2 separate regions of the Homo sapiens genome follow, and region 1 is linked to region 2. A link is a loop called in an ENCODE intact Hi-C map of the cell type or tissue named here. Cell type or tissue: tibial artery. All regions are shown on one strand. Links, peaks and the distances in the headings refer to the core of each region. The heading gives the core; the rest is flanking DNA.

Region 1 (16,165 bases), core at 7,555-12,554, 51 kb after region 2:
CTTTTGTGTGTGCTAATATTTGAGAAACACTGCTCAGCAAGGACTAAAATATCTTCCACAAGAAAGCTGAGTTTGCCAGTGATTACAAAACAAGCTCAGATCTCAGAGCCAATTTCAATCATCGTTTCTAAATAAGAAAAGCCAGCATAGAACATTCTAGGATTTAAATTATCATAATGTTGGCTGACACAGATGATGACAGAGCCAAGATGATCAAGGACAGAAAAAGAAAAAAGCAAGACATGCTTTACTTGGACATCAAACCATTCAATATTTTATTTTTGATGTGTGTGTGTTGTGGGTGTGTGTGTGTATAAATCTCACCTCTACCACTTCCTTTGTCATCACATTTTCTAATTCAACCCTCCTCTACCCTTCAAATAACCTACTAAACAAAAGCCAGCCTAGCCTTTATGATAATTCAAAGTGATATAATAGCATCCTCATCACATGGCTGCTGTGAGGATTCAACAAGTTAATGCACATGAAGTGTTCAACCCTTTTCCTAACACCCAGAAGGATAAATCAATGCCAACAATTGTCAAAAGCTAACATAACCACTGACAGACCCCTGGTATTCCTAGGCTCTCAATATAATCCCACAGAGAGCTAAGAAATTGAAGGCCATGATATACATCACCCAAGGAAGACTGTGCGTGGATGATGCAGGTCTAAATACAGACTCTATCACTAGTTAATGTTACGGTGCAGCAAGCTTCAACTTCCTCAAATGTAAAATAGGTATATCATGGTATCCACCAGGAAATGAGTTAGGAATGGCAGGCCACCCAAGCTCACCCTATCCCATGGAGTATTGCCAGGGTAAATGACACACAGCCCAACTCTACCACTACTACCACCCAGCACACCCACTCACAGAAGGTTTTAAGCCAAATGTAAATCAGTGGATAACTTGTCTACTTTTGCCTCTTATAGACACGGCCTTGGAGTCTCCTCAAAGAACAAACCATCCATCAGTTCAGAAAATGACAGTGTTCAATTTTAAAGGGTCTATCTTCCCCCTCACAGGGATGTGGTCAGGAAGAGAGAGAGAAAAGAGGGGGGAAGGGACTAAAATGCCTTAAGCCCTCAGAAAGAATCTGCTACAATGTTTTGCATATGCTATTATGAATTTAAATAACCAAAGGCTGACCAAGACAACATCCCCTTCAATTTTGGTATGAAAGATCTGAGCAAAGCTGAAAAAAGGACTATTGGATGGCATGAAGAGTTCTTCCAAAGTACTAGTGGAAGTGGCATAGTAAAGAGAAAATAGCACGCTGTGTTTTTTAAAATACAGGTCACAACCCATTAATGAATTATAAAATCAATTTTAGTTTATTTTTAAATAGAATAGAATAGAATAGAATAGAATAGAATAGAATAGAATAGAATAGAATAGAATAGAATAGAATAGAATAGGACAGAACAGACTAGAGCATCACACATCATAAGGATATTTTTAAGGGTTTGTTTCAGTTTGCATGTGTATTTGGGTCACAATGTAATATTTTTTAGAGTGAATTGTAGTGGAAAAGTTTGAAAAGTGGTGTAGGAGAGAGCTAACTGCTCTGAAAGCACAGGGAGTTTGAATACAGGCTCTATCATTAGTTAATGTCATGGCGCAGCAAGCTTCGACTTCCTCAGAGGTACAAATGAGACTAACACCGGCCGGACGCGGTGGCTCACGCCTCCGTCTCAAAGTAAAAAAAAGAGACAAAAAAAAAAAAAATGAGACTAACACCTACGAGAAGTATTTGGAAGTCAAGCAGGTTCATTTATGTAAGTCCCCTTAGCACAGCGTCTGCCACAAAACAGTCACCTAATAAATGTCAGTTTATTTCTCTGTTCCATGTAAGGTATCATGCATGTAAATAGATTCAGGCATCACAACAAAAGCCATTTAACTTCCCTCAGCCTTATTTATTTATTTATTTATTTATTTATTTATTTATTTATTTTGAGACGGAGTCTCGCTCTGTCGCCCAGGCTGGAGTGCAGTGGCGCGATCTCGGCTCATTGCAAGCTCCGCCTCCCGGGTTCACGCCATTCTCCAGCCTCAGCCTCCTGAGTAGCTGGGACTACAGGAGCCCGCCACCACGCCCAGCTAATTTTTGTATTTTTAGTAGAGACGGTGTTTCACCTTGTTAGCCAGGATGGTCTCGATCTCCTGACATTATGATCCGCCCGCCTCGGCCTCCCAAAGTGCTGGGATTACAGGCGTGAGCCACTGCGCCCGGCCACCTTAGCCTTATTTCCTCATTTTGAAATAAAAGGGTTGAACCAAATGTCCCAGTGGTTTACCTGCTCTGAAATTGTCATTTAATTAAAATGGTCATTCCATAAATGCATCAAACAGATTTTCATTGAAATGTATTGCAAATCTCAAGTGACAAATAGATTTCTTTTTTTAATTAAACTTTTTGTTTTCAGGTAATTGTAGATTCACATGCAGTTGTAAGAAATAATAGAGAGAGATTCTGTGTATCCTTTACCCAGTTTCCCCCAGTGGTAACATCTCACAAAACCATAATACAGTACAATATCTCAACAGGGATATTGACTTTGCTACAATCCACCAACCTTATTCAGATCTAGGTTTCTTCACAGGTGCCAACTGTGAATGATCAGTAATAGCCGATTAGAGTACAAGCTTTGATGCTGCTTTGAGTCCTGCTTTAGAAGGAACAAATGTTTTCAGCAACTAGCAATGTCTGCCACTGGCTCATGATTGGGAGCAGGGAGCATGTTTGCTACGAATGTGTTTACTCTGAAAGCAAAATGCTCTCAGATTTAAATTACTCACTTAGAGCTCATGCTTAGTGAAGTGTAGTTTTTTCTCTTTTTATATAATATATTATAAACGTTTGAACACACTAAAATCCAAAGAAAATGTGCCAAGTTATCTATCAGAAAACTATATGAGCAGTTCCAATATGTATTTAGGTAGATAACCCAGTCTCAGCAGAGAGAATATGCCTTCATATAATCAACTATAAAATTATTTTAGGCACCTTTGAATAATTGAACTTTTTCATGTTGAATGCCTGAATTGTTTTATGCTAAAGGATGGGGGCAACCTTATAGGAGGGCAGCTGTTTGCTACACTTTTCTACCCACTTTTTGTGAAATCATAAGATGTGTCAATGTAATAGAAAACTGAATGAAAAAATTTGGAAAGGATAGTCAATTTAAATAAATCATTTTCTCAAAAATCTTCTTAAAGTAGGCCTAACTATAAGATATTAGTTATAGGATCTGTTGCTTTCTGGGAATTTAAATTTTGTATTGGACTTCCTAATACTTACTTTTGGGTGTCTGAGAATTACTGTTGAAGAAGGCTGTTTGGTATAGTAGAAATGATACAGAGCTTTGCCTATTTTTGGGTTTTGGTTTTGCAGTTTGCTATCTTAAATTTAAAAAACTATCCATATAGGCCGGGCGCAGTGGCTCACGCCTGTAATCCCAGCACTTTGGAAGGCTGAGGCGGGCAGATCACAAGGTCAGGAGATTGAGACCATGCTGGCTAACGCGGTGAAACCCCATAGCTACTAAAAAATACAAAAAATTAGCCGGGCGTGGTGGCGGGCGCCTGTAGTCCCAGCTACTCGGGAGGCTGAGGCAGAAGAATGGCGGGAACCCGGAAGGGGGAGCTTGCAGTGAGCCGAGATCGCGCCACTGCACTCCAGCCTGGGCGACAGAGCGAGACTCCGTCTCAAAAAATAAAAATAAAAATAAAAAAACTATCCATATAAAGCACATAATACAGTGCCTGGCATATAATAAGGATTAGATCAATGTTAGCTGCTATGGTGATGATGATTCTTAGCTTTGTGTATTTTAGTAAGCCATTTAAACTTTCTGAACCTCGCTTGTCTCATTTGCAAAGGGGCATGACTAATAAGAATGCCTTTTATGCCTACTTCACAAAGTTATTATGAGAATCAAATATTATATGTGTAAAAATATTTTGTAACCAGAAAAGAACAATAGGCATGTTTGTTATTACTGATACTGAGTCTTTCCTTTTCCCTACAGAATAGGTAATTACATATCAGTGTCCTGGAGTCCAGCTCTGATATGGTTCACAAGGTAGACACTGCTGAATGCAAGCCCACGGTAGTATTTTTCAGTCTGCTGGCTCCATGCCCCTTCCTTCGACCCCCATCTCCTGCCACTACTGCTTCTGTTACCTCCTCCAAAGGATCAGTGAATTGAGCACCTCTATTGGGACCACAGCCCTCCTCTGATCTGGTGGTGGGGTGGGAGGGTGAGAGCAGCAGGCTGGCAGAGAGAGAGGAAATGCATGCCGGCACCTGATCCAGGGACAGGGGAACTTCAGGCAAATTGACATGCTTACATGGAGAATGTTTAAAAGACACTGTACTATACCCAAAAAGATATCCTGGAAAGTAAATTATTTCTATCTAAAATTTAAACTGTCAAAGTAAAAAACATAAATCAATATCTCAGTGATGCATGCAGTCGAGGAAGGCATTATTTCACACAAAGTAAGCTAATTCTTGGATCTCTTTTTTTTTCCCACAAAACACTCTCTCACTTTTGTCAAAGGATGTGTTTTCTGTGGGAGAAACAGATGAGGCAAGAATCAGTCCCTGCAAGAGAAAGCTGGCTAAATTTGGGAGGCCTGGGTCTTCACTCACTTGTAAGAGAAATTTACCATCCTTTCTGTTTTTTCAGGGACATAATTATGTCTGTATTTTGTCTAAATTGATGGCTGCTGTATTGGAGGAGGCAGGAAGCTATACCACAGTCATCTTCCAAGTTTGAAGATATGTGATAATGTCACCAACGATACCCAAATTGCAAACAGGAAGGGATTAATTCACTCTTCAGAAATGTTGGTGTTGTTTTCGGCAGGTCTATTTTTCATCATTATCTAAAATCATGTCAGAGGATAAAAACAGTAAAAGGATACAGATGACTGTACAAACTTTGGCTTAGTCAGCACAATATAAAATTGCATGTCTAAAAGGATTCTGATTTGCACTATAAAATCTATATAGGAGAGTTTTAAACAGGCACACACAAAAATAGCAGAAAAGAACATTCTTTTAAATAATTTAAAAACCTTAAATGTGAATTACAGATTTTATTTAAAAAAATACCTCATGAAACATAAGAAAACAAACTTCTCTGTCCTGTAATGAAATAAGAACAGTTTTAAGGTATGACCAGGTCTCTTGATTAGTCACTGTCAAGGAAAGATTAAAACAGAATTTTGATAGACATTAATCAGTGTAAAAGTGAATGACCCTAAAGGACCCTACTCAGTAGATCACTCAACTACTTGAGATACATTGTACAGAAAATTCAAGGTGGCCTTCATTCAGGCACTCTTCTTCTTTGAGCCATTCTTCCTTTCATGCACTAGGCACACTATTGATGCCATTATCATTCAGATCCTCTCTTGTGGGTTTGTCACATTAGGAAGTGGAACTCTGGAGTCTCCATCAAGTTCCCGTGCAGACATCTGTCCAAATCCATAGGCTCTCTTCTGAGGACAGAGGCTTTCTGCTATGTCTGCTGATATGAACAAGAAAACTGTCTGGATCTCTAATTTTCTTAAGAATTTTTAAAAATCTTTGCCCCCTGCCAGGTGTGGTGGCTCAAGCCTGTAATCCCAGCACTTTGGGAGGCCGAGGCGGGCAGATCACTTGAGGTCAGGAGTTTGAGACCAGCCTGGCTAACAGAGAAACCCCACCTCTACTTTAAAAAAATTTAAAAAAGTTAGCTGGGCATGGTGGCGTGTGCCTGTAATCCCCACTACTCGGGAGGCTGAGGCACGAGCATCACTTGAACCCAGGAGGTGGAGGTTGCAGTGAGCAGTGATCGTGCCACTGCACTCCAGCCTGGGCAACAGAGCAAGGCTCCATCTCAAAAAAAAAAAAAAATCTTTGCCCCTTTTTATTTGGTAACTAAACAATATATCATCAATCAATTACACACAATAGCTGTACTTCTAACCCTGGACAGAAGCCTCAATTTAGAAATGACTATGACCTACTAAATGTCTGGTTGAGGAAATGAGACTGAGAAAGTCCAAGGAGCATGTTACATTTCCGGGGCTCTGGGTTGTTTTATCCTTGAATAAACTGAGGAAAGTAACCCTACCTCAACTGAAAATAATAGTTAGAATTTACTGAGAATTTAGTATGTGCTAAGCACTAAGAGCTTTACATGGATGAACTTACTTGGGTCTCACAACAATAACATAAGGTGATAACTATTTTTATCCCTGTTTCACAAACGAGGAAACTGAGGCACAGGAAGGTTAAATGCCTTGCCTAGGGCCTGATTTGTAGGTACTAAAGTCAAGATCCCAGGCAAATGGATTTGAGTACACCAAATCACACATGTCTTGCTAAATACCACTCTCCTCTGAAAGAAATTAGAGCTCCTTGGAGAACACCTCTTTCCTCAGGAAAGGCATTGATTGGCTAATTCTAGGACTGAAGGCAAAAATAAAAAACACAAGATGAGTCTAGAATATCTTTTTATATCAGAAAGAACATAAATACTAAAGAATGACGGGTGGCCAGGCGCGGTGGCTCACGCCTGTAATCCCAGCACTTTGGAAGGCCGAGGCGGGCGGATCACGAAGTCAGGAGATCGAGACCATCCTGGCTAACAAGGTGAAACCCCGTCTCTACTAAAAATACAAAAAAATTAGCTGGGCGTGGTGGCGGGTGCCTGTAGTCCCAGCTATTCGGGAGGCTGAGGCAGGAGAAAGGCATGAACCCGGGAGGCGGAGCTTGCCGTGGGCCGAGATCGCGCAACTGCACTCCAGCCTGGGCAACAGAGCAAGACTCTGTCTGGAAAAAAAAAAAAAAAGGCAGTTTCTTGAGGCTGGGCACGGTGGCTCACGCCTGTAATCCCAGCACTGTGGGAGGCCAAGTGGATCACAAGCGGATCAAGAGATCAAGACCATCCTGGCCAACATGGTGAAACCCTGTCTCTACTAAAAATAAAAAAATTAGCCAGGAGTGGGAGGCGGAGCTTGCAGTGAGCCCAGATCGTGCCACTGCACTCCAGCCTGGGCGACAGAGTGAGACTCCGTCTCAAAAAAAAAAAAAAAAAAAAATTAGCCGGGCGTGGTGGCGGGCGCCTGCAGTCCCAGCTACTTGGGAGGCTGAGGCAGGAAAATGGCGTGAACCTGGGAGGCGGAGCTTGCAGTGAGCCGAGATTGCACCACAGCACTTCAGCCTGGGCGACAGAGCGAGACTCCATCTCAAAAAAAAAAAAAAAGAATGATGGGCATGATGGGCACACATCCAGAAGGTACAAAAGCCAACTTGAAAGGGCTCTCACTGACCAAGATGGGAACAATTTTTAAGTCAAAATAAATAATGGTATTAATGAAGTATGACCCATGATGAAACAGAAATCCATGAGTCTATACTGATATAAATAAATTAAGGAATAAGTAAATAAATGGAGGAGAAGACAAAGTTTTTTCTTACAGAATGTCAGCTATTAAATGTGAAAAATAGAGAACAACCATTATGCAACCACTATAGAGGGGGCTGATCAAGACAGAAACTGTTAATGGATGCCATAGCTGGTGAGTGGCGATTAGATGAGGTACAGTATCAGAATAACTACCCCCATACATCTCCCAAATACTGATCAATTATAAAGGGAAAAATGGTGACTTTAAGATGGAGAATTCTGGCAGAGAGCAACGTGAGCAAGTGATCCAGGTTACCAGCACTAGCAATAGGATAGGTTAGCATCACCGGCCTCCTGACATGATGCACTGAGAACGGTTCAGCATCATTTCCATGGTATCCCTGCCAACAATGCGTGTCTTGAGGCTGATCATGAGAACACATCAGATGGACCAAAGCTGAGGATCATCCTACAGAATCTAAGGCTTCTATTTTTTAAAACTGTCAGGCATATGAAAGGCAAATAAAGAGTGGGAACTATTCCAACTTGGTGTCTTAACAGAGAAGACAACTAAATGCAACACTTTTTCCTGAATAGAATCCTGAATCAAAAAGGAAAAAGAGACATTGTAGGGCTATTTAGTGAGATTTGAACAGGATCTTCGGATTAGATAGTTATGTTGTATCAATGCTGACATGTTTATTTGACAAGTTATAGGCTCTATTATGTGACAGTGTCATTACCTTTGTGATACACTGGAATTTGCAGGGGTCATGGAATGTCATTTCTGCAACTTACTCTGCAAAGGTTCAGAAAGAGACTGATGATTAATGGAGTGTAGATGATGAAGCAAATGCAATAAAATGTTAACATGTGAGGAATCTGGGTGAAAGAGATATAGCAGTTTTCTATTTATTTATTTTTATTATTATTTATTTATTATTTTAATATTCATTTGTTTTTATTATTTATTTGTATAGCATTCTTTTACCTGTTCTGGCAACTGTTATGTAAATTCAAATTGTTTCAAAATACCTGTGTACAATTTAAAAATAGAAACATCTTCATTGTATTGTTAGAATCTTAAAACCATTTGGTGGAAAACAAAAAACTCAGGTAGTTAGTTACATTGCCACTCAACACTATGTTAGCAAACGTTTTTCTACTGAATTGATCAGTAGGGCATAGAAGCAGACTCCCTGCTACATAAAGTAACAGAAGGTTAGATTTAGTTTTCCGTATTTACCTCTTAACATAAATTTCTAACTTTGAGTCAAATGGTGTGTCTAGTTTTGAAAGACAATTCAAACAACTATAATTATCTATCTATGAAAACACTGTTTTTCTATGAGAATACTCTTTTTATGGGAAGCAGTTAGTGTGATGCCATCTTAAAACATAAACTAGAGGCATAGAACACAAAAAGCAGAATTTTATAACAAGTCATTCTGGAGTTTAGACATAACAATTGAAACCACAGTCGCAATATGTGATGTGAACCTGCTCTTTCTTCTGACATGAATAGCTTTCCTTACACACATTGACCTCATTACATGGTCTGTCTTTTTCAATTTCATTTGCTTATAATGTTGCAACAGTTGAACTACACTTCAGGTTTTATTCATTCATTCATCCTTTCATTCAGCAAGAATTTAGCAAATTGCTAATATGTTCTGAAGGTGTTAAAAATATGCCACCCCAAAATATGCTGCTCTGACATATTGAAGTTAAAGGCACTTAAAAAAAGAACAGCAGATGCGAGATCACTCTAACCTTCATGCTATTTCTTAAAAACAGGAGACAAAATTCTCATGTAAAAAAGTCCTCCCTGTACTAGAAAAGAAAGCAACATTCTTATGGTCAAGGATGGGAAGTTGAAGCCAAGGAACTCGGCACAAAACAAACCCTGTTACGCAAATCCTTATTTTCCCAGCCACTTCTCTACCCAACTGACTAACCTAGCCCAAGGCCCTTTACCTTACCACTTTGTTGCAATTTACTACTCTTTGTCCAATTCAGTATGTAAGTGTTTGGCTCTGCTTCTTCAAGTTTTAATTTACTTATGAGGGCTCAAATGCCACAAAAAGTTTGTACTAAATACATTTGTATGTTTTTCTCCTGTTAATCTCTCTTATGTCAATTTAATTCTCAAGCCCAGTTGAGACCCTAAGAAAATAGTAGAGTTTTGTCACCCCTATAGTTTATAGCAACTTGGAAAGGTCTTTTATTATTATTATTACTATACTTTAAGTTCTGGGGTACATGTGCAGAATGTGCAGGTTTGTTACATAGCTATACACATGCCATGGTGGTTTGCTGCACCCAACAACCCGTCACCTACATTAGGTATTTCTCCTAATGCTATCCCTCCCCTAGCCCCCCATCCCCTGACAAGCCCTGGTATGTGATGTTCCCCTCCCTGTGTCCATGTGTTCTCCTTGTTCAACTCCCACTTATGAGTGAGAGCATACAGTGTTTGGTTTTCTGTTCTTGTGATAGTTTGCTGAGAATGATGGTTTCCAGCTTCATCCCTGTCCTTGCAAGGAACATGAACTCATCCTTTTTGATGGCTGCATAGTATTCCATGTTGTATATGTGCCACATTTTCCTTATCCAGTCTAATTTGGGTTGGTTCCAAGTCTTTTTTATTGTGAATAATGCCACAATAAATATATGTGTGCATGTGTCTGTATAGTAGAATGATTTATAATCCTTTGGGTATATACCCAGTAATGGGATTGCTGGGTCAAATGGTAATTCTAGTTCTAGATCCTTGAGGAATCGCCACACTGTCTTCCACAATAGTTGAACTAATTTACACTCCCACCAACAGTGTAAAAGCATTCCTATTTCTCCACGTTCTCTCTAGAATCTGTTGTTTCCTGACTTTTTAATGATCACCATTATAACTGGTGTGAGATGGTATCTCATTGTGGTTTTGATTTGCATTTCTCTGATGACCAGTGATGATGAGCATTTTTTCAGGTTTGTTGGCTGCATAAATGTCTTCTTTTGAGAAGTGTCTATTCATATCCTTTGCCCACTTTTTGATGGTTTTTTTTCTTGTAAATTTGTTTAAGTTCTTGTAGATTCTGGATATTAGCCCTTTGTCAGATGGATAGATTGCAAAAATTTTCTCCCATTCTGTAGGTTGCCTGCTCACTCTGATGATAAGTTTCTTTTTAGAGTTACAAAGAAGCATGTAACACATTACTCTTGCCTATGAGCACTGTAATTTTGTTAATAAGCTCTCCTCAAAATATGTCAGATACGTGTCCCCAGCGCACCCTCTCAGATATCTGCATTTGGGTAGAGGAGAAAAACCAATGATATCCAATACTTTGGACTGTGAGGTTTGCAAGTTGCTAGAGACTTCTTGGGATCTGAATGTATGTAGAAAGTGAGTTTTAAAGAGAGAGAATTCCTGAAACAGTTTTTATCTAGTGTTAACAAAAGAGTGCTTTTCTTTTTAGATCTTTTTTATTTAATTTATTGGTCCAATGGGTTAGAATATGAGCGAGAGTGGCATTAAAGAACGTGTGTCAGCCCCATAGTATAATACATTTGATTTTTAAAAGAAGGAAGACTCAACCACAGTAGTGTCACTCACCACCACAACCTACAGTGCCAGACCCCTCCCCAGTGCTCCCATCCCCTCTTCACCCACCCAGCCAGTGGTGAGACAGAGCAGCCCACTCTTCCACACACACCTGTAATCAAACAGAGGAGCAAAACTGGTAACATGTGGTACTTCCGGCTGCATTTGGGAGAGGCTAGAGTTCTCTTGGGTCTTTGACAGAGTTGGAAAATGAGTGAAAATAGAAGGAAGGCTGTCTCTGTGAGATACTCCTGGTGTAGTAGGCAGAATTTTGGTCCCAGTGACATTTGACCCCTGGCATTACAAGCCATGAATATGTAACTTTACATAGTGAAAGAGACGTTTCAGATGTAATTAAGGTTATGACTCAGTTAAACCTTAAAACAGGAAGATTATCCTGGAGTACTTGGGTGGGCCCAAGGTAACCACCTGAGCCCTTAAAAGCAGAAGACAAAGTCAGAGAAATTCAAAGGTGAGAAGGGTTTGATACACCATTGCTGGCTTGAAGATGGAAAGAGCCACAGCCAAATAATTCAGAACCTCAGTCCCAGGTTCACAGCAAGGAACAGAATCCTGCAATAAGCTGAATGAGCTTGGATGTGAATTCCTCCTCAGATCCTCCAGAAAAGCATGCCTTGATTCTGACTTGTAAGACTCTAAGCAGAGAATACAGCCATGCCATGCCAGTCTTCTGATGTACAGAACTATGAGATAATAATTGGGTGATGGTGTACATCTGTGATAATTTGTTACACAACAATACAAAGCAATACTAAATTTAGGTATTGAGGTTGTCACTTTATGTGGTAAAAAGTAATGAAATAGACTAGAGGCCTAAAATAATAATCATATTCTACTCCTACTGCTTAAAACATTATCAGGATCCAGAAAAAGTCCACATGGTAGAGGTAATGCTGTGGTTTGCCAATGCATTCTCCTGCTGGGAACACATGTCTCAGCTATTCACATAACTAGGGTGGAACAATGGGGCTGAGTTCTGGTCAAAGAAATGTAGGCAAAAGAGATGAATGCACAGGCCGGGCGCAGTGGCTCACACCTGTAATCCCAACAATTTGGGAGGCCGAGGTAGGTGGATCGTGAGGTCAGGAGTTCAAGACCAGCCTGGCCAACATGGTGAAACCCTGTCTCTACTAAAAAGACAAAAAATTAGCCAGGTGTGGTGGCAGGCACCTGTAATCCCAGCTACTCTGGAGGCTGAGGCAGAGAATTGCTTTAACCCGGGAGGCGGTGGTTGCAGTGAGCCGAGATTGTGCCACTGCACTCCAGCCTGGGCAACAGAGCAAGACTCCATCTCAAAAAAAAAAAAAAAAAAAAAAAAAAGAGAGATGAATGCACTTCTAGATAGATCTGGCCAGAAATTGTCCCACGCAATCTTCCATTTTCTCTCTCTTCCTTGTTAGGGGCTGAATGTTTGTTCCCCCAAAATTCCTATGTTGAAATCCTAACCACCAATGTGATGGTATTTGGAGGTGGGACCTTTAGGAAGTGATTAGGTCATGGGAGTGGAGGCTTCGTGAATGAGATTACAAAAGGGACCCTGGAGATCTCTCTTATCCTCTCCTTCCACCACGTTAGAATACAGCTAGAAGTCCACAACATGAGAAAACGGCCCTTGCCAGAACCCAGGAAAAGGGCCCTCGCCAGAACCCGACAGTGCTGACACCCTGATTTTGGACTTCTAGCCACCAGAACTGTGAGAAATAAATGTCTGTAATTGAAATAATGGCATTCGCGGTGACCTGGATGAAATTGGTGACTATTATTCTAAGTGAAGTAACTCAGGAATAGAAAAACAAACATTGTATGTTCTCACTCATAAGTGGGAGCTAAGCTATGAGGATGCAAAGGCATAAGAATGATACAATGGACTTCAGGGACTCTGAGGAAAGGGTGAGAGGGGGGTGAGGGATACAAGACTACACATTGGGTACAATGTACAACTGCTTGGGTGATCAGTGTACCAAAATCTCAGAAATCACCACTAAAGAACTTATTCATGTAACCAAACACCACCTGTTCCCCCAAAACCTATGGAAATAGAAAATAAAAATAAAATAAATTAAAAATATTTAAAAAGAAGAAAGAAATATCTGTTCTTAGAAGCCACCTAGTCTATGTACTTTGCTATAGCAGCCCAAAGGGACTAACAGGCTGAATGGAATCTATGATAGTAAAAGCAGAAGGGGGAGAGACCAGCATAAGGTTGCCAGCTTGACACTTTACTCTCCATTGGTGTCACTATTTCAAATAAGGAAGGATATGTTGACACCAAATTAATAGGAAAGGTATTCTCTCCTTCAGAAATGACAGTCCCTCTCAAGGAGAACAGTTGACAACCCCATGTGATACATACATATCACACTGTCCTTATCTTTTTCATTTTGTTTTTTCTTCCATTATTGAAATCATCATGGACTAATTTGGAGACACACTTTGGGAAACCACTGTACTAGGGAGAAACCTCAAATAACCACTTATGGTATGGGGGGCAACAGAGCTTCCTGACACTTCGCCAGAGTCAGATTTTCATAAAGATAATGAACCATAACCCATCTATGCCAGAGGTTGCAATTTTGTGTGTGTGAAAAATCAGACCTGGCGATGATCTTGAGCAGTAGGATGTAAATAACTCCCACATGCTTAGCGTTCCAAAAATGGAACACTAGGCATAAATGGCTAAGATGCAGAGCACCCCCTGCCCTAACTTGTACGGCCCCTTCCAGAACTCTGGGAGGGCCCTAGCAATATATTCAGATAGTCATGTTTTTATGAGATCTTCAAAAGCAGGCTATTTTAGCCACAATTTATTCAGTCCTCTGTCCCTTTCCACTCTGACTTCCCCTATGTCCGCTGATGCTGGAGTAACCACAGGCACTTTTGGAAAATAGCAAAAGTGAAAGGTGACATGGGGACATTTTCAGTTTGAGTTGAGTGGGCTATACTTCTGTGGTTCACAGTCGTTTCCGTGTATAGTAAAGTCATTGCTAACTGTTCCAGTGTAGAAACGGCTTCCAGGAATACTTCTACCCCCCACTGTGTCAACTCACCTGGCATCCTGAAGTTGTAAGGACAGAGCCAGTTCAAGAAATGAACATCTCTTATGGCAATTGGTACTGGAAGCATGTGGATAGTCAATGAGAAACAAAGTTTGAAATGTATGGAAACAGAAGTTAGTCTGTACAAATGCTTCCCACATCAGCCATGTGAAATGTAGTGGAGGATTCAGTTCTCATCTCTACCTTGTCCAAACTGAAGTTCTGTCCTGTCAGGATTATATACCCAATAAGTTAGGATATACAGTTATTAAAAAAATACAGTTAAAAAAGTTTTTTTCTCTTTTCATAAAAAATGGCATACTTATTATAATAAAGCTCAACTGCAATTTGGCAAGAAGTTTAGGAATGTTTTCTTTAAAAAACAGGGACAAGTTACAAACTTCTGATTTGGTCTCATATAAATCATAGGTTCTTTTATAATTTAAATATTTATTAAGTAGCAGAAAATTTTTAAATAAAAATTAATTGCATATAAAACAAAACCAATACAGATTAAAAATGAAATAAATTGAAATTAATGTTGAGGAAACAAACTGTAAATTTTTTTTTAGATTATACCAACAGCAGTAATTCATTAAAATAATGTGACAAATTTCAAATAGAAGTAACAAGTAAATGCTTGGATTGTTTGAAAATTTAAATAATGGGCCAGGCACAGTGGCTCATGCCTGTAATCCCAAGAATTTGGGATGCTGAGACAGGCAGATCACTTGAGTCCAGGAGTTCAAGACCAGCCTGAGCAACGTGGCTAAACTCCCTCTCTACGAAACATACTAAAAATTAGCCCGGCTTGATGGTGCACACCTATAGTTCCAGCTATTCAGGAGGCTGAGGTGGGAGGATCACTGGAGCCCAGGAGGTCAAGACTGCAGTGAGGCATGATCACACCACTGCACTTCAGCCTCGTCAACAGAGTGAGACCTTATCTCAAAAGAAAGGAAAAAAAAGAAAATCTAAATAATAACGGAAAATAAATTATTGGAAAATGTGTTCCTTTTTTGCTGCTTTGATGTCTACAAAGAGATGGCAATAAACTAATATAATGAGGACCTAGCCATCAAATTAGTTAAAATGTCAATAGTTCAGAGTACTTAGGATCAATCACTGCACAAGGAAAATTTTAATATGAAAGTATCTGAAAGATGTTTTTGCAAGTTTAACAATGTTATAAGCTGATTTGTGTCCCCCCTAAAATTCATAAAGTTAAAACGCCTCCTCAGTACTTTAAAATGTGTCTGTATTTGGAGAAAATATCTTTAAAGAGCTAATTAAGTTAAAATGGAGTCATTAAGATGGGCCCTGATGGAGCATAACAGGTGTCCTTATAAGAAGAGGAGATTAGGACACAAACACACACAGAGGGACAGCCATGTGAAGACACAGCAAGAAGACGTCCTTCTGTGAGCCAAGGAGAGAGGCCTCAGAAGAAACCAAACCTGCCGACACCTTGATCATGAACATCCAGACTCCAGAATTTGTGAAAATAAATTCATGTTGTATAAGTCACCCAGTCTGTGGTATTTTGTAATGGGAGCCCTAACAAACGAATTCAGACAACAGTGCAGAAATTCACTTGACATTTCCAATAACAAGTTGTGAAGCTGGAAGAAATTTCTCAACTATCATCAATAAAAAATAAGCTTCCATCAACCATACTAAATGAAAGACCAGATAGTTATTCTGTTATTTCTATTATTTCCAAATATAAATCAAATGAGCATGAATCTAATAAATGTAAAGTAGAAAGTATTAACGAGCTGTGTAGGTAACCAATTAATAAAAATGTTATTTTTGTGAATTTTTTGTATTTGTTGGATTTGTCCGCTTTTTAAAATTTGTAATTTGTAGTGGTTTGTTTTCTCATTCACCAAAAAATATTTCTCTTCTTGCCTAATTTTGTATCATTTTTCTTACAGAGAATTCCAAAATTGTACGAGCTTCAGGCCCCACAAAACCTGGATCCACCCTCAGATTTCATTTATCTCGCTTCGTGGTGACAAATGAACCTGCTGTTCTTGTCACTCCCCGGGTCCGACTGTACTCCCAAATCTGTCAAGCGAAAAGTTTCAGAAATGTT
Region 2 (16,165 bases), core at 6,611-11,610:
AATAAAAATGTACATAAATATAATTAAGAGTTAATTACAATTATAATTTCTTCCTTATTTATGTGAGATTGTAGCTTTGAATTTAAATGGATGGAAATAGGACTCATCGAACCACGCAGTAACCTTCAGTAGGCAATACTCTCACAAATCAGTGTCTCAGTTTTATGTTAAAGCACATGGAACTTGGATAAATCAAGGATTTTTCTAGAGGGAAAAACCAAAACAATTAACTTTTTCAAATATTATACTTGTGTATCCATTCAAACGTCTACTCCACAGTTGAATTTTGTGCTTTCCTTGGGTTAGGAACTGTTCCAGGCACCAGTGATAGACACAGCCTCTCTACTTTATATTCACATTCTAAGAATAGAAACACGTATGCAAAATATTCGTACAATATAACCTCATATCTTACAAAAATTAATAGGATATGAGAGAGAATGTAATTCCTTAATCCATGCATATACATTTTATAAGAACTGTGACACCATATTATTTGTACGAATTTAAAACACACAGGACAATAGAGTTTTCTAAGATACACGTGTATCTAAAGATAAACCAAAATATCAGAGTTCAGCTGTTTGTGGGATATGGGGAAAACAGCAAGGGTGTGGGGATGGAAGCTAAAAGGAAAAAACAAAAATGAAATAATAGCATGTCAAAAACTAAAGATAATTAATAACTCAATTACCTGCTACCTGAGGCAAAATGGTGGTGGATAAGGTGGAATGTGTGAAGGGAGGAAAAAGGGAAACCCCGTCTAGAAGTATTACAGATCACTTCCACTCACACTGCATTGATGATCATTGTGACATGGGCATATTTGAGTGCAAGGAGGAGGGGAAGGAGTCCTGAGCCCAGCAAAGTATCTCCTAGAGACAACATTCCATATTTTACAATAAAGAGCACATGTTTGGCAGAAAGCCAGATTTTCTGCTTAGCTGCCAAAAGCTGCTGAGCTTAAGACCGTGTTCAAAGATTTATAGTAAAAGGAATTTGCCAACCAGCAGACCCAATTCAAATGAAGTGAAGTAATTTGCTATTATTGGTACCTTGCATGGATTTTCTCATTTAATGCCTATGTTAACCCTGTGAAATAGGTATTGTCATATCCAAAACTTAAAATGAGGAAACTGAAATGCCAAGAGGTTATCTAACTTGCCCAATGTCACAGAGTCAGCAAGTCAAAGAGCCAGGGATTCCAAATATTATATTTTTGACGTCTGTATGTTCTCCAGGCTCCAGGAGACACATACAAGCTCTTTAAGCGGTCTCCTTAATACCTTTCTTACTTGGTTTATGACGAAGAGAAAGCAATCCTCCCCTTATCCCACATTACGTTATGAATGGAGACTGGGAGTGATACAAGAACATTCCAAACCTATCTGAAGGAATCTCTTTTTCTCTCCTCTTTTCTCTCTCCGCACCCCCCCACCACCTGTTCCCCTTCATAAGCTGAAGGTAAATGATCACTAATACTTGTTTCATAGTCTCCTTCTCACATATTTAGGGTATTGGGAAACTATTATATTGGCCACTTGTGTCATGTTCTCAGCCTTTGGAACCTCATTTAGCATTCTGCTTATTTTCTATTTTCACCACTGGACTCTAAACCTCCTTGGAGGTAGTCTAGTCCAACAGGCAATTGTCAAAAGAATACTGTGTTAGGCATTGTGGTGGGGGTCAGGGCATGGAGATATAAGAAGAATGAGTCATAGGCTAGGCTCTGAAGTTGTTGTCATTCTAGAGCAGCTTGTCCAGAAGAGCTTTCTGAGATGACGAGGTGTTCTGTATCTGCATGTTTCAATGTAGTAGCCAGTAGCCATTGGCAAAACTCACACAATAGTATTTCAGAACACATATTTAGGTGCATATTTATATATTAAGTAAAAGATATGCAAGGAAGTGATTGCCACAGTCAGGCTAAGTTGTCTCTGGGGGAGGGTTATGGAGTTGCTTTGGAGAGGCAGCAGTATTATTTTTCATAATGTCCATGGTGGTTACACAAGCATTTGTTTTAAATGTTTGTTAAGGTTGGATTATATTTAATAGTGAAAAGTCTTTAAGACAAATATTGTTTTCAAAAAATTAATACTGAATATGATAGTTAAGATCAGCTCTTCCATAGGCTCATAATGTAATTTCACCATTTTTATGGGCATCACTTTGGTTGGTTTTTCTAATCTTAAGTAAGCAAGTGTTTGTAATGTTTTTATGTCAGAATGCATTTGATTTTTAAAAATGTTTGTCTCTTTTCCATGAAGGTAGTTTAATTAATTCTTTGTCTTAGGATTTGGAAGTGGATAAAACTGGTTTTTTAAAAATGTTTTTATTTGTAAGAACAGTTGAAAGTTGCAGCTATTTGGAGACTATTTTTGAATTTACAACACCACAGCTTGGTTATTTGAAAAAGGTTGATTTCACTCTGCCACAAAAATTGATTCTTTTCCAATCTGGAGACCTCAAGATGTTCTGATTTTGGAGAAAATTGCTAGTAGAATAAAAATGGCTAACACTGAGAACACTATGTCCCACATTTTTCTTTGCCAACTTTAAATAATGCTTAGAATAGATTACACATCAGTTCTCCAACATTTTCTCCTTGAGACTTCCTTCCTACCACCCTTCATGGTCAATAAAAGGATTCCAGAGGAGTCAATTCTTAATTAGCAAAAGGAAAAAGATTGGTCTAGAAAAGAGTAGCTTACTCTGAAGATAAGTCATCTGTCGGTGGCAAACCAGTCCAACCTCGACAAAGATGTGTGAAAACCTTCCATTGACATAATTTAATAAGACAGTAAAGCAATGCCATCAAAGCATCTCAACATGAAATATCAGCCAAATAGTTGTTGGTTCTGGATACAGACAAACTTGGTAGGGCATATTTTCTTCCAAATGCTTCCTTACTTTTACTCATGGCATTTTTTTTTAAGAGACAGCCTCACTCTGTTACCCAGGCTGGAATGCCGTGGCATGATTATAGCTCACTGCAGCCTCCAACTCCTGGGCTCAAGCAACCCTCCAAGCTCAGCCTTTTGAGTAGCTGGGGACTCAACATGTTGCCCAGGCTGGTCTCGAACTCCTGCCCTCAAGCACTCCTCCCCGTTTGGCCTCCCAAAGTGCTGAAATTACAGGCATGAGTCACTGCACCTAGCCCTTATTCATGGCCTTTTTTTTTTTTTTAACCAATTAGGATTTTTCACTTTGCTGTTAAAGTATGTAATTTTGGCAAACCAGATTATACATACATTTCTATAAATTTATATATGTATAAAAATATTCATCTAATGCACCATCATGTCAAAAGATAATAAGAAAGGTGAAGCTGAAATAGATTTGTGACTTCTCCAGTAGTCAATTACATCAATGGTGTTTTGCCACTCTAGGTTAACCAAATTTGATGAGCAGAAGCATAATAATCACTGATACCTTTGACAATGGTAATTATTACTATTATTATTATTATTGCATTTTTAGTAGAGAGGGGGTTTCATCACAGTGGTCAGGCTGGTCTTGAACTCCTGACCTCAGGTGATCCACTTGCCTCGGCCTCCCAAAGTCCTGGAATTGCAGGCGTGAGCCACCATGCCCAGCCCAACGACAGTAATTATTATGAAGACAGGTAAACATTTCACTTAGATATGCATTAAGCTTCATATTGTATTATCACGTTTGCAGTCCTTGGTTTGATTGGTATGTTTAAGAATCCACATGAACCAAGTTAGAGTTGTCCTCTTTAAACACAGGCATGAAAACTGGTAACCTTCTCAAAGCATTCTTACATTCCCATTAATTGTAAGACCAAAAAAAGTTTCTCCTTTCTTAGTAATAGAATATCTACATATCTACTAGGTTACTTTTCTGAGTACATAAAATTACATACATAAATATCAACTGAAATCTATGTGCTCATTTTAGTATATTTTCTAATCTTATTTTCAACAGTCTAATATATTGCTATTTCTTCACTAATGCTTTTTTTGTTTGTTTGTTTGAGACAGGGTCTCACTCTGTCACCCAGGCTGGAGTGCAGTGCCGCAATCTCAGCTCACTGCAACTTCACCTCCTGGGTTCAAGCAATCTTCCCACCTCAGCCTCCTGAGTAGCTGGGACTACAGGTACATGCCACCACGCCTGGCTAATTTTTGTATTTTTTTGTAGAGGGGAGGTTTCACCATGTTGACCAGGCTGGTCTGGAACTCCTGGACTAAGTGATCTGCCTGCCTCGGCCTCCCAAACTGCTGGGATTACAGGCATGAACCACTGCACCTGGCCTGCTAATGCTTTTAACTTTTTTGTTGTTTGTTTGTTTGTTTGTTTGTTTGTTTTTTGAGATGGAGTCTCGCTCTGTCGCCAGGCTGGAGTGCAGTGGCGCAATCTTGGCTCACTGCAACCTCCGCCTCCCAGATTCAAGTGATTCTCCTGCCTAAGCCTCCCAGGTAGCTGGGACTACAGGCACATGCCACCACAACTGGCTAATTTTTGTATTTTTAGTAGAAACAGGGTTTCACCATGATGGCCAGGATGGTCTCGATCTGTTTTAACTTTTTAAAATTTTGCAATTTCTTCTTCCACTCCTTAACCTCTTTGTCTCTTCTTTCTCTAGGTACTTGTTAATTATCATCAGGGTCAGACAGAATCCTTGTAGGCATTTTGAAAAAAGATAACATTTCCTTCCTTGAATAATTTAAAGGAATGAATAGGTTTGTCCAAGACCATGTTTATTATTACTTTAGGTCAAACTATTTGAAATTGCTGGGTTTTTTTAATTAAATTTTTAAAAAACCAAAACCCATTGAAATGTAGCAACGAGCATTGCCCTACATTATTTTTTTCTTAGCTCCGTATCTCATCTTCTTTTTCATAATATCTCTATGAATCTTATGAAACTTATGCTCCAGGCATACTGGTTTAGTCATTGTACCCCCAATACATTCTGCTTTTAATCAATGGTTCACCTCACTCAGAATGCCCTCCTTGCTACCTATCAATAACCTACACATCTTTTATTTATTTATTTTTATTTTATATATATATATATATAATTTTTTTTTTTTTTTTTTTAGACAGAAGTCTTGCTCTTGTTGCCCAAGCTGGAGTGCAATGGTGCGATCTCGGCTCACTGCAACCTCTGCCTCCCAGGTTCAAGCGATTCTCCTGCCTCAGCCTCCCAAGTAGCTGGGATTACAGGCACCTGCCACCACACCCGGCTATTTTTGTATTTTTAGTAGAGATGGGGTTTCACCATGTTGGCCAGGCTGGTCTTGAACTCTTGACCTCAGGTGATCCACCTGCCTCAGCCTCCCAAAGTGCTGGGATTACAGGCGTGAGCCACTGCGCCCGGCCATAACCTACACATCTTTTAAAGCCCCCTTCAAATACAATAGTGAAGATAGTCTTCTTCCTGACAACTCACAAGCACTTCTTCCCGCACTCTTTATGTTATTCAGTATTTAACATGAATTTATTGATCAAATTAGTTTCCAGGCACTGTACTGGGGATCCAAGGAAGAATAAGACAGACACACTGTCTGCTCTTCAGGAATTTAAAATCTGATGAGCGACACAGGCATGTAGATGTCTCTCACATGTCTGAAAGAGAGCAGATTAGCTCTCTGGCATCTTCTTATAAGGGCACTAATCCCATTCATGAGGGCTCCACTCTCATGACCTACTTACCTTCCACAGGCTCCACCTCTTAACACCATCACATTAGGGGTTCAAATTTCAACAAATGAATGGGGGGGAGTGGGACAAATATTCAGCACATGACACTATCCCAAAACCTAGTGACTTGAAACCTCAATTTATTATTATTATTATTATTATTATTATTATCTTTTGAACTTCTATGGGTCAACTACAGATTCAGCTGAGTGGTTTACAACTGAGGTCTCTCATGTGTTTGCTCTCAGATGTTGGCTAGGACAGGAATCATCTGAAACCTTCTTCAGTCACATTTCTGGTGACTACAGAGATAGCTTAGGGCTGGACATCCAAGGTATCTCCCTAACAGGATGGTAGCAGAAAGTTAGCTGGATTTCTTACCTGACATATGAGAACTCTAAGAGACAAATACAGAGGCCTAAGACCCAGATGGCTCAGCCTTAGACAGATGCAGAAACCATCTGCACCTCAGAAAGCGGAAAGAATGGGTACAGATAAATATAACTTCTGGGTAAGGGAGAATGAAATTATTAAAATATCAATCCCAAAATTGTTCTGTAATATAGATTCCCTCGGTGGCCAGTAACTAATGCAGGGCAAAAAAGATTCCATGATCAGATTTATTTGGGAATTTCTTAGTTTAAAAAAGTCAATGAGCTTCTTAACTATGGAGATTTTCAGAGCCTGTTATGAGCTAATAATACTTACTGGTAATCTCCAGAGTCCCCCTTTCTATTGAACATTCTTCAGAACGGGGTTTTATGGATCACATCCTAGGAAATGCTGTACAAATGTTTCTCCCATCAAGTAGCAAGAAGTTTTCTAGAGTTGTCATTACTTCTTTATCAGTCAGTATTTTCCAGAAAAACAGACCCAGTAAGATGCGTATATAGAGAAAGAGGGAGAGAGAAAAAGAGATTTATTTTAAGGAATCAGCCTGCTCAATTGTGCAGACTGGCAAGTCCAAAAACTGCAGGGTGGGCTGGCAGGCTGGAAACCTAGGGAAGACTTGTAGTTCTAAAGAGTCTGAAGGGAATCTGCTCTAATTCCCTCATCTTCCCGGGACCTCGGTTTTTTCTCTATTAAGGCCTTTAACTGATTGGATGAGGCCCATCCACATTATGGAAAGCGATACGGTTTGGCTCTGTGTTTCCACCCAAATCTCATTAGTAGCTCGCATAATTCCCACGTGTTGTGGGAGGGACCTACTGGGAGATGATTGAATCTTAGGGGCGGGTCTTTTCCTGTGCTGTTCTTGTGATAGTGAGTGGGTCTCACAAGATCTGATGGTTTTAAAAACGGGAATTTCGGCTGGGCAAGGTGGCTCACGCCTGTAATCCCAGCACTTTGGGAGGCCAAGGCACGCAGATCACGAGGTCAAAAGATCGAGACCATCCTGGCCAATACAGTGAAACCCCGTCTCTACTAAAAATACAAAAATTAGCTGGGCGTGGTGGCATACGCCTGTAGTCCCGGCTACGCAGGAGGCTGAGGCAAGAGAGCCGATTGAACCCCAGGAGGCGGTTGCAGTGAGCCCAGATCGTGCCACTGCACTCCAGCCTGGTGACAGAGCAAGACTTCAAAAAAAAAAAAAAAAAAAAAAAAAAAAAACCAGGAGTTTCTCTGCACAAGCCTTCTCTTTTTGCCTGCTGCCATCCACATAAGATGTGACTTGCTCCTCCTTGCCTTCTGCCATGATCATGGGGCCTCCCCAGCCACGTGGAACTGTGAGTCCAATTAAACCTTTTTCTTTTATAAATTGCCCAGTCTTGGGTATCTCTTTATCAGCAGCATGAAAACGGACTAATAGAGAGGGTATTCTGATTTACTCAAAGTCTACTGATTTAATTGTTAACTTTAACTTAAAATACCTTAAAAATGCCTTTGAAGAAACGTGCAGAATAATGTTTGACCAAATATCTGGGTATAGTGGCCTAGCTAAGTTGACACATGAAATTAACCATCACAATTTCTAAAATAATTTTTAGGGCAAGGGTTGCTACTTCTACATATGAAAAAGAGAATTCTCATTGGTCATAAAAACTTGCCTTAAATCTTCAATGCCTATAAAATATAGAAAACACCTATTTCATTTACTTAGCAGAAGCTAACTTAGCTTGCAATGAAGGAATCCTCTCAGTCTAGATTGTCTATTGACCGTACACTCCAGAAGGGAAAATAAGATGTCGTTATGGATGAGTTTGTGTCCTAGGTAAGCATATTAATCAATATGCAGCATTCAGATCTTAACTTTGGCTTTCCTGATTTAATTCAAGGTAATTAAACCTAGCCTCCCTTCCAAAAAAACCCACTTCACTGGAGATGCTAATACACACACTTCACCTGGTTGACATTGTTTAGCTCAGGGATTCTCAAGGTGTGATTTTCCAGGCAATAGTATCAGCCTTACCTGGGAATTTGTTAAGAGATGCAAATCTTGGCCTTTACCCTTACCAAATCAGGAACTCAGCAGGGAAAGACAGGAGATGGATCTTTGTTTAAAACAAGGCCTTTGTGGGTTTCTGATACATACTCAAGTTTGAGAACCACTGGACTCTTTCCATCTTTTCCACGTGTGGCTCTTCTCTCAATCACTCTACTGAGTTTCAGAAAACAAAACAGGTGATTACTAATTCAGAAAACAAACCAGGTTATTACTGAGAAGCAGTGAGAGGATGGTAAGGAGTAGAGAGTAGCAACGAAGAACCTCTTACCTGAGATAGCAGCTGACAGAGCCAATCCAATGCTAGTAGTTGTCCCAAAGATTGGCCAAGATAAAAACCAGGGTTGATAGTCCAAAACAGGATCACCTAATACAAAAGATAGGAGAATGTGGGAGCTAAAAAGAGGAGAAATTACAGGAGTTGATGAAGGAGAGGCCTTTAAGAGCACAACATAAACGTATCTAATGGAATTCTTGAGATGAATACAAATACCCACGTCAGCTTTTTAAATTATCATGCTGAATTGCTTTGGCATTTGAGGGGCATTTTTTTAAAGCCTCACTGAGAATCCACAGGATTATCAGTAGAATTTAGTAAGTGCCCTTGGTGGGTAACTCCCCATGGAAGCTTTTCCTTCCACACGGTCAGTAGGTCTAAGAACACAAAAAGTATTTTTTGGCTTTCCTATATTTTCACTGGTGGAAGTCAGCCCATTCACACCTAGTGAATAGAAAAAAAAAAGTAGCTTTAGGTTAATATTACAATAAATCAAAAAGAGGCAGATGGCTGCATCTTCTCAGAGCTACCTCTATTCCTGCCTAAGAATCAACCTCATGAGCTTGGTAGAAGGACATTCTGCTAGTTATTCTTTCTTGAAAGACCAGGAATATCAAGAGATTTGGATTTCAGAAAAACAATCCCCTAATTTTTAAGGTTTTTATTCATCTTGTCTTCCACCCGTAGCCCAATAATCTCATTTTAACGGATGTCAGATAGTCATGTTAGTCTCAAAGGGGAACATCTCTGAGATTTCTGGCACATGAAATATGAATTTCTCTGATAAATGCTTCAGCTCCTCACTCAAGTAGCCCTTTTATGTAGTATATAGTATGTACATCCGCTGATGTATTTCAAGATAATTTAGATGCCTAATTTTCAGTTGTCTTTAAAAAAAAAAAAAAAAAACTTAGACCAATTAAGTTTAACAGAGTTTAACTGGGCAAAGAAGGATTCATGAATCAGATAGTCCCCCAAACCAGAATAGATAGAAAGAGATTCCAGCGCTGCTGCATTGTCAGAAGGATTTATGGACAGAAATAGGAAGGCAGTTTACAGAAAGCAGAAGTGAGGCACAGAGACAGCCAGCTTGGTTACAGCTCAGTGTTTTCCTTGTTTGAACACGGTTTGAACATTTGGCTGTGAGTGGTTGAAGTATGCCTGCTGTGATTGGCTGAGACTCAGCTGCTTGTTACAAGGGTAGGCTATAGTCTGTTTACATATCCAGTTAGGTTACAGTTCACTATGTATGGATAAACCTTTAGGCCAAACTTAAAATATGCAAGGAGGCAGCTTTAGGCTAAATTTAATTCAACCGCAGTCATCTGATAGCTAGATATTTCTCAAACTACCTATGGTTAAAAACCGGTTATATTTTTAAATTTCAAATCCATCATGGATCAATACTTTCATAAAATTCAATGAAAATGAATTACTAGAAAAATGATCACATGGGATTTCATGACAGTGTCAAGTTGCTATAAAAGATAGAAATGCAGGCCGGGCACAGTGGCTCACGCCTATAATCCTAGCACTTTGGGAGGCTGAGGCGAGTGGATTGCCTGAGCTCAGGAGTTCAAGACCAGCCTGGGCAACACGTGAAACTCCGTCTCTACTAAAATACAAAACATTAGCTGGGCATGGTGGTGTGCACCTGTAGTCCCAGCTACTCAGGAGGCTGAGGCAGGAGAATTGATTGAACCCAGGAGGCAGAGGTTACAGTGAGCCAAGATCGCACCACTGCACTCCAGCCCGGGCAACAGAGCGAGACTCCGTCTCCAGAAAAAAAAGAAAAGGAAAGATAGATATACTTGCTCTCCATTTCTGTGCTTTTGAACTTTTGAACTCTATCAGATTACAGGCCAACACTACTTCACTGGTCACGCTGTGATTGGCAGTGATGTAGGTACTGCAAACACCTGCAGGTTGATAAGATTATTTCAAGAATTCTAAAAAGCTAGAACTGGCAATGGTGTTGCCAAAGCTCCACCCAATAGACATCTAGATTTGGACATTTCTCCATCAAACATTCCTCTGAAGATAGTTCTGTGAAGCAAGGAAGACAATAGGTGACAAACTTATCTATACACAAATGCTAGCATTACTGAGCTGGCATTTGCCTCTCTGATAAGTCCAGGTAAGTTTACTTACCTGTCAATTGCCATTTTGTTTCATGGCTTTCTCTTTCTAAGTGGAGAGCCGTGAATAATATTGTGGATGTGCTTTCTGATTATTTGTGTGGATTTTTTGCTTATTTTGTTTGTCCTGGATCTAGTCGGAGTGGAAAAGAGGACTGTGGTGAGAACTTTGGGTTGAACAAAATAGCTGCACTCTTCTTTTACAATCCTGAAATGAAATTCAGTACCATCAACTGGCAGATAATGACAGGTGAAGATTTGAGCTTCACTGAAAGAAAAAACTCAGAACAGGTTTTGAAGATTAGACTCTTCTCACTATTCAAAATAGCAAAGACATGGAGTCAACCTAGGTGCCCATCCATGGCGGACTGGATGAAGAAAATGTGGTACATATACACCATGGAATACTATGCAGCCATAAAAGAATGAAATCGTGTCTTGTGCAGCAACACGGATGCATCTGGAGGCCATTATCCTAAGTGAAGTAACTCGGAAACAGGAAACCAAATACCACATGTTCTCACTTGCAAGTGGGAGCTAAACATTGGGTACTCATGGACATAAAGATGGCAACAATAGAAACTGGAGGGTACTAGAGGTAGGAGAGGGGAGGGGTTGCAAAACTAACTATTGGGTACAATGGTCAGTACCTGGGTGATGGGATCGACTGTACCCCAAACCTCAGCATCACACAGTATACTCAGGTAACAAATCTGTACATGTACCCCGAATCAAAAATAAAAGGTGAAGTTATAAAAAATAAAAACCAAAATAAAATCTCCTGGAAATCTTAAAAACAATAAAATGTGTTATTTTAACTGTCCTTCAGACAAGCCAAAAAGGGTGAGGAGAAGAATGTCAAAATTAGAAATTGAACTTCAGAAACACAGAGCCAAGGAAACCCCTGGGAAAGAAGACATCTACAAAGTTAGTGCACAGCGACCTGGATTCCAGAGAAGACTGTTGAGTTCAGTTTAGAGATGAGAACTGCTAACTACCACAACCTGACAATTTATGGTGGGCTTCTAGTAACAGAATAGGATAGACAGAAAAGAGACAGAACGTGAACCTCCGTTTACGTGGAGTGGGTGAGAAATGAGAGTGAAGAAGTTGTGCCATGCTGCAGGGTTTAAGCAAGGAAAGCTGTATGCAAAACACAAGAATTCACAAAGTGGCAATGTGTTCTCAGGGTACAGATAATAATTAGCAAAAGAGAAACAGAGACGATGGGAGCGATGCAAAGTCCAACAGGTGATATTGGGTGATATTTAAAGAACAGACAGGCATCTGGGAATCCTGCCTGATTCTGAAGAACTAGCACAGGCGATCTCAACCACTGGGCCACAGACCAATACCGGTCTGTGGCTTGTTAGGAACCAGGCCGCACAGCAGGAGGTGAGTGGCAGGCAAGCAAGCATTGCCGGCTGAGCTCTGCCTCCTGTCAGATCAGCCACAGCATTAGATTCTCATAGAGTGCAAACCCTATTGTGCACTGTGCATTCGAGGGATCTAGGGCGCACTCTCCTTGTGAGAATCTAATGATAAATGTAATGGGCTTGAATCATCCTGAAACCGTCCCCTCCCTTCCTCGACCCTGTCTGTGGAAAAATTGTCTTCCAAGAAACTGGTCCCTGGTGCCAAAAAGTTGGGGACCACTGGACTGGCGGGATAGGCAGAGTCTTTGTTTTAACAGAGACATACGTCCTCAGAAAACAAAAATTAGCTCAGAGTGAGAGAGTAAAAAATCTCACCATTTATCAGGCTACATTAATAGACATATATAAAGACAGCAGCAAACTGAACAGGAACTATTTCTCTTAAGGGTGTTGAAGCTATAAAGCGTCATAACAACTCCCTTTGTTGAATGGACTCCTGCCTTATTAATCATTAAGAAACTTTATTTTTTTCAAAATCAAAGATTATCAGAGACTTTGTTGCTGTAGATTATATCGGTAAGAATGAAACACTCCATTCTTGCCTGGAGAGTCTAAGCTCTTTTGACACAGAAGCAGTCTCAATTTACAACCCAGGTGCAGAGAGATTCAGATAAGGGGTTTCTGGATACAACAATCCATCTTCATCCTAACTTTGTACCTTGCAAAGAAACAGGAGCCTGGGTCTATTTCATAATCCAAATCCTTATCCCTGTTTTCTTTGAACCTTTCAAACACTGCTTCATTTAAATACTATCTACATTCCACTCATTCCCAAAATCCTATAATAATTCTATCTTTTCCTTTGCTGAGCCACCTCTGCTGTGGTCCACAGCCACCTTCATTGCATTGCATCCATAAAGTCAACTGTATCAGATAACAGGTTTGCTCCTGGTGTTCTCAGGGTGATTGGGCTGGGGAAATTCTCATCCGTTTACCAGAATAGTATGAAGAACCTAGACAGAAGCCAACTTAGAAGATCAGGTCACTCAAAAGGAATTGTTGCTTTGGGACAAGGTCCGAGTCTACTTGTTGGAATCAAGATATTAGGATAAGACAAGAAGTAAGTGTGCCATCATGCTGTACCTAAGGGTTGGTCTGTTGCAGTCTGAGTATCTCTTGCCTTCAGTTCTGTTTGGTCTCAGAATAAAAAAGATGGAGTTAGAATAGCAAAGAAAGATTCAGTGGTTTCAATTGAGGAAAGTGCCAGGAAGGTAGGAACCAGCTGGTTGAGACTGAAATCCAGGAGTGTACAAAAAGACCAGTGATATAAGCCCAAGCACAGCAGTCCCTGGCCAGGGGGTTTGTCTGGGTTCTCACAAAGGGAGATGCCTGGGAATTAAAATCTGCAAAGGGCGAAGAGTTTCCTCCCCACAGAGCTTTCTTAACCTCTTTGAAGAGAAAAAGACTAGGGAGGAAAATAAGGAAACAGAGTAAAGGAGAGATGGGTAGAGCAGGTTGCGAAGCCCAAAATAATGGGTTTGGGAATAAGGGAAGTATCTTATGATCAAGCTCTATAAAATCAGTGCTTCATGCTAGAGTGGGAACTGGGCAAACTCATGGAAGACAGATTGAGTCTCATGTATCTTTAGATTTTGCACAATTTTTCTGAGCTGCAAGACTTCCCCATAGGAATTGAGTTTTTTCTTTTTTTTCTTTTTCAGCATCTGAACCCAAGATCCCTGTTCAGAGGGTAGAGGATGGGAACATTGTGTTGTTGGTTTGTTTCATTCTCTAGAGGATTTGCTTCCAAGCAGCAGTGAATGGATCACTGTGAGAACACAATGATATTTTCATCTATGACTAAACTATTCTATTCTGTTCCTGCTCCTTTTAGGGAGAGGAAAATTGTTCCTGGTTATTTTGGTCTAAAGTTTTTCAAAACTTCCATTACAAATCATAAAGCAAGTTTGACTTCTGGGAAATTACACTTCAGTTAATAATTTTAAATGTATTTGTATGGTGAAGTATAACTTTATAAATGTTATCTTTTTATGTAAAAAATATATTTTTTAAACAACAACAACAAAACCTGTTACCACATTTCCTGATTTGTGGTATGACCGACACAGAGAGAATTCTCCGGTCGATGGGGAGGACAAGACCACCTCTGAGAGTAAGTTTTCAGATCTTGTCTTCAGTCATCTGTGGAGTAATCCATGCAGCCAGAAAGAAATCTTGAATTTCTAACAAGTCCACCAGCACCATCCTGATAGCCTCTTGTTCAAGAGTGACAATGTTTCCTTGGCTCTTTTTACCGTGGTACAGATAAATCTAGAAACGCATTCCACTGCCACTCTTCCCTGTCCGTCTACACATACATCCTTCTTTCTTTCTTTCTTTTTTCTTTAAAATCTCTGCTTCAAAGTGGGAAAGAAACTTAGAGGTTTCTAGGGAAAAAGTGAATGTGAAAAAGTGAATATAAAATGATTACTAGCAGTAATTATTTTCTAAACCAATGGCTTTCAAACTTTTTAAAACTACAATCAACAATAAGAAAGGCATTTTCCATCAGGTCCTACTACATGTACACTTGGACATATTTGTGTGTGTACATATATAGATAGATATGATCCAGGTTCACAAAACAGTACAGATGGTACATTATGATTTTTCTTTTTTATTCTTTTGTTTTATAAAATATTTATCATTAGTCACTAAATTGATATGATCTACTAAATGAGTGGCAACCTGCAGTTTAAAAAATACTGTTTTTGTGGGCAATATTAGCAGACAGCCTATTAATCTTTATTCCAGAAAATAACTCAAAATAAGCTTTGTTTCCTAATACCAGACTTCTTGTGTTCAAAGGATCTACTTTTGCGATGTTCTTTTGTAGTGTGTCTGCTCCATTCTTTCCCTGAAAGTCCAGAAGTCAATGCAGATGTGATTATATAAGAAAATCAAGATCATATCTTTGTTACTTCTGGTATCAACCCTAGATTCTGAACATTCCCTGCCTCTAAATATTTCTTAAAGTAAATTCTTTATAAGAACTGGCTAGAAATTGATCCAGCTTAGGCTGTTACTGCAGGCAATATCTGCAGAGACTTTTATCAGACTGGAAATGGCTTAGAAAGTGATGGAACAATAAAGGCAGATCAAATACCTTATGGCACTTCATAAAACGAAATACAGCACACCCGTGAAGAAAAATGAAGTTGATCTGTGTGCTATGAACCAATATTTAAGGTATTTATTAAATTGAAAAAAATAAGATGAACGCATTGTGTATAGTAAACTTCCACATGTTTTTAAAAGGGGAATGTATGTACATAGAATATTTCTGAAACGCTCCACAAGATATTAGTAATGGGAATTGCTTATAGGCAATAGGAAAGAGATATAGAGGGCTGGGAGTGTAGAAGGGTCAAGATTTAAGATAATACTTCTGTATACCTCTTTATGGTGTTTGTTTTTTTTATTTTGTGCATATACATATATTACTTTTTTAATTAAAAATAGCTAATTTTTAAAAGAAATATTATACATCAGATTTTGTGATAGAGGGGGTATTTGCAAACTCTTTAGGATGAAGGGAATTTTCTTTGTGAGCAATTGTATAAAAGGATATTTACTTTAATAAATGGATATTTATTATAACACCGAGATTTATCTCCTTCATTTATGTATCTTGTGTAGTTTACAGAGTTCCATGTCCATTGCCTGACTTAGTGTTCATAGCAACCTTTTGAAATAGTTGTGACACATACTAGAAGCAATGCTTTACAAATTAAAACAAAACAAAACGAAAGAAAAAACCCTAAAATCTAAAGAAATTAAAAACCTAGAACATATTATATGGAAAGAAGTTTAGAGTCATGACATGACTGTGATGTAGTACAAACCTGGACATTTTGCACTCTTAAGAGTTACCAAGAAGTTTATGAATAGTATTTTTAAAGTCTTCAACAATACTCCTCACAATGTTGATCTCTTACCTAAGGACACTTGCATAGAGGAGGAAGAAGGCAGAAAAATAAACCTCCTGAAACTCTTCATAAAATATGCCTAATATTAGAAGGTAAATGGTCAACTAACAACTGGTTGAAAATTAACATTAAAGAAGTTGCATTCATAATCTCACTCTATAGATTTTCAGCTTTGCTTTAGAACAAAGCTAAAATAATTACCTCAATGGAAAAAGATGGAGATTTCAAAGCGTCACTACTAAATCTTGAAAAATACCCTTAAGGTTTATGGG

The links. Hi-C counts contacts between places; a loop is a spot of excess contacts. Peaks named below come from ENCODE experiments on the same cell type or tissue, not always from the same donor. Only the 100,000 strongest peaks of a DNase experiment are listed, where the experiment ranks them.
Region 1: a loop joins it to region 2, with 1.8 times the contacts of the local background. A loop is called at or near these places in 2 of 110 quality-filtered maps.

Annotation. Positions count from the first base shown.
Region 1 is chr4:87,568,373-87,584,537 of GRCh38, reverse strand. It overlaps DMP1-AS1 (DMP1 and DSPP antisense RNA 1), which reads left to right. Exons shown (of 4, transcript NR_198971.1): 4 at 16,005-16,165. Among named protein-coding and RNA genes, the nearest start is that of DSPP, 32 kb to the left of the region's middle. In tibial artery, for the core only: no CTCF peak of the experiment used is centred there; no DNase peak of the experiment used is centred there; H3K27ac peaks cover 1,045 bases.
Region 2 is chr4:87,618,224-87,634,388 of GRCh38, reverse strand. The region is part of intron 3 of DMP1-AS1 (DMP1 and DSPP antisense RNA 1); the gene reads left to right. Among named protein-coding and RNA genes, the nearest start is that of DSPP, 18 kb to the right of the region's middle. In tibial artery, for the core only: no CTCF peak of the experiment used is centred there; no DNase peak of the experiment used is centred there; H3K27ac peaks cover 950 bases.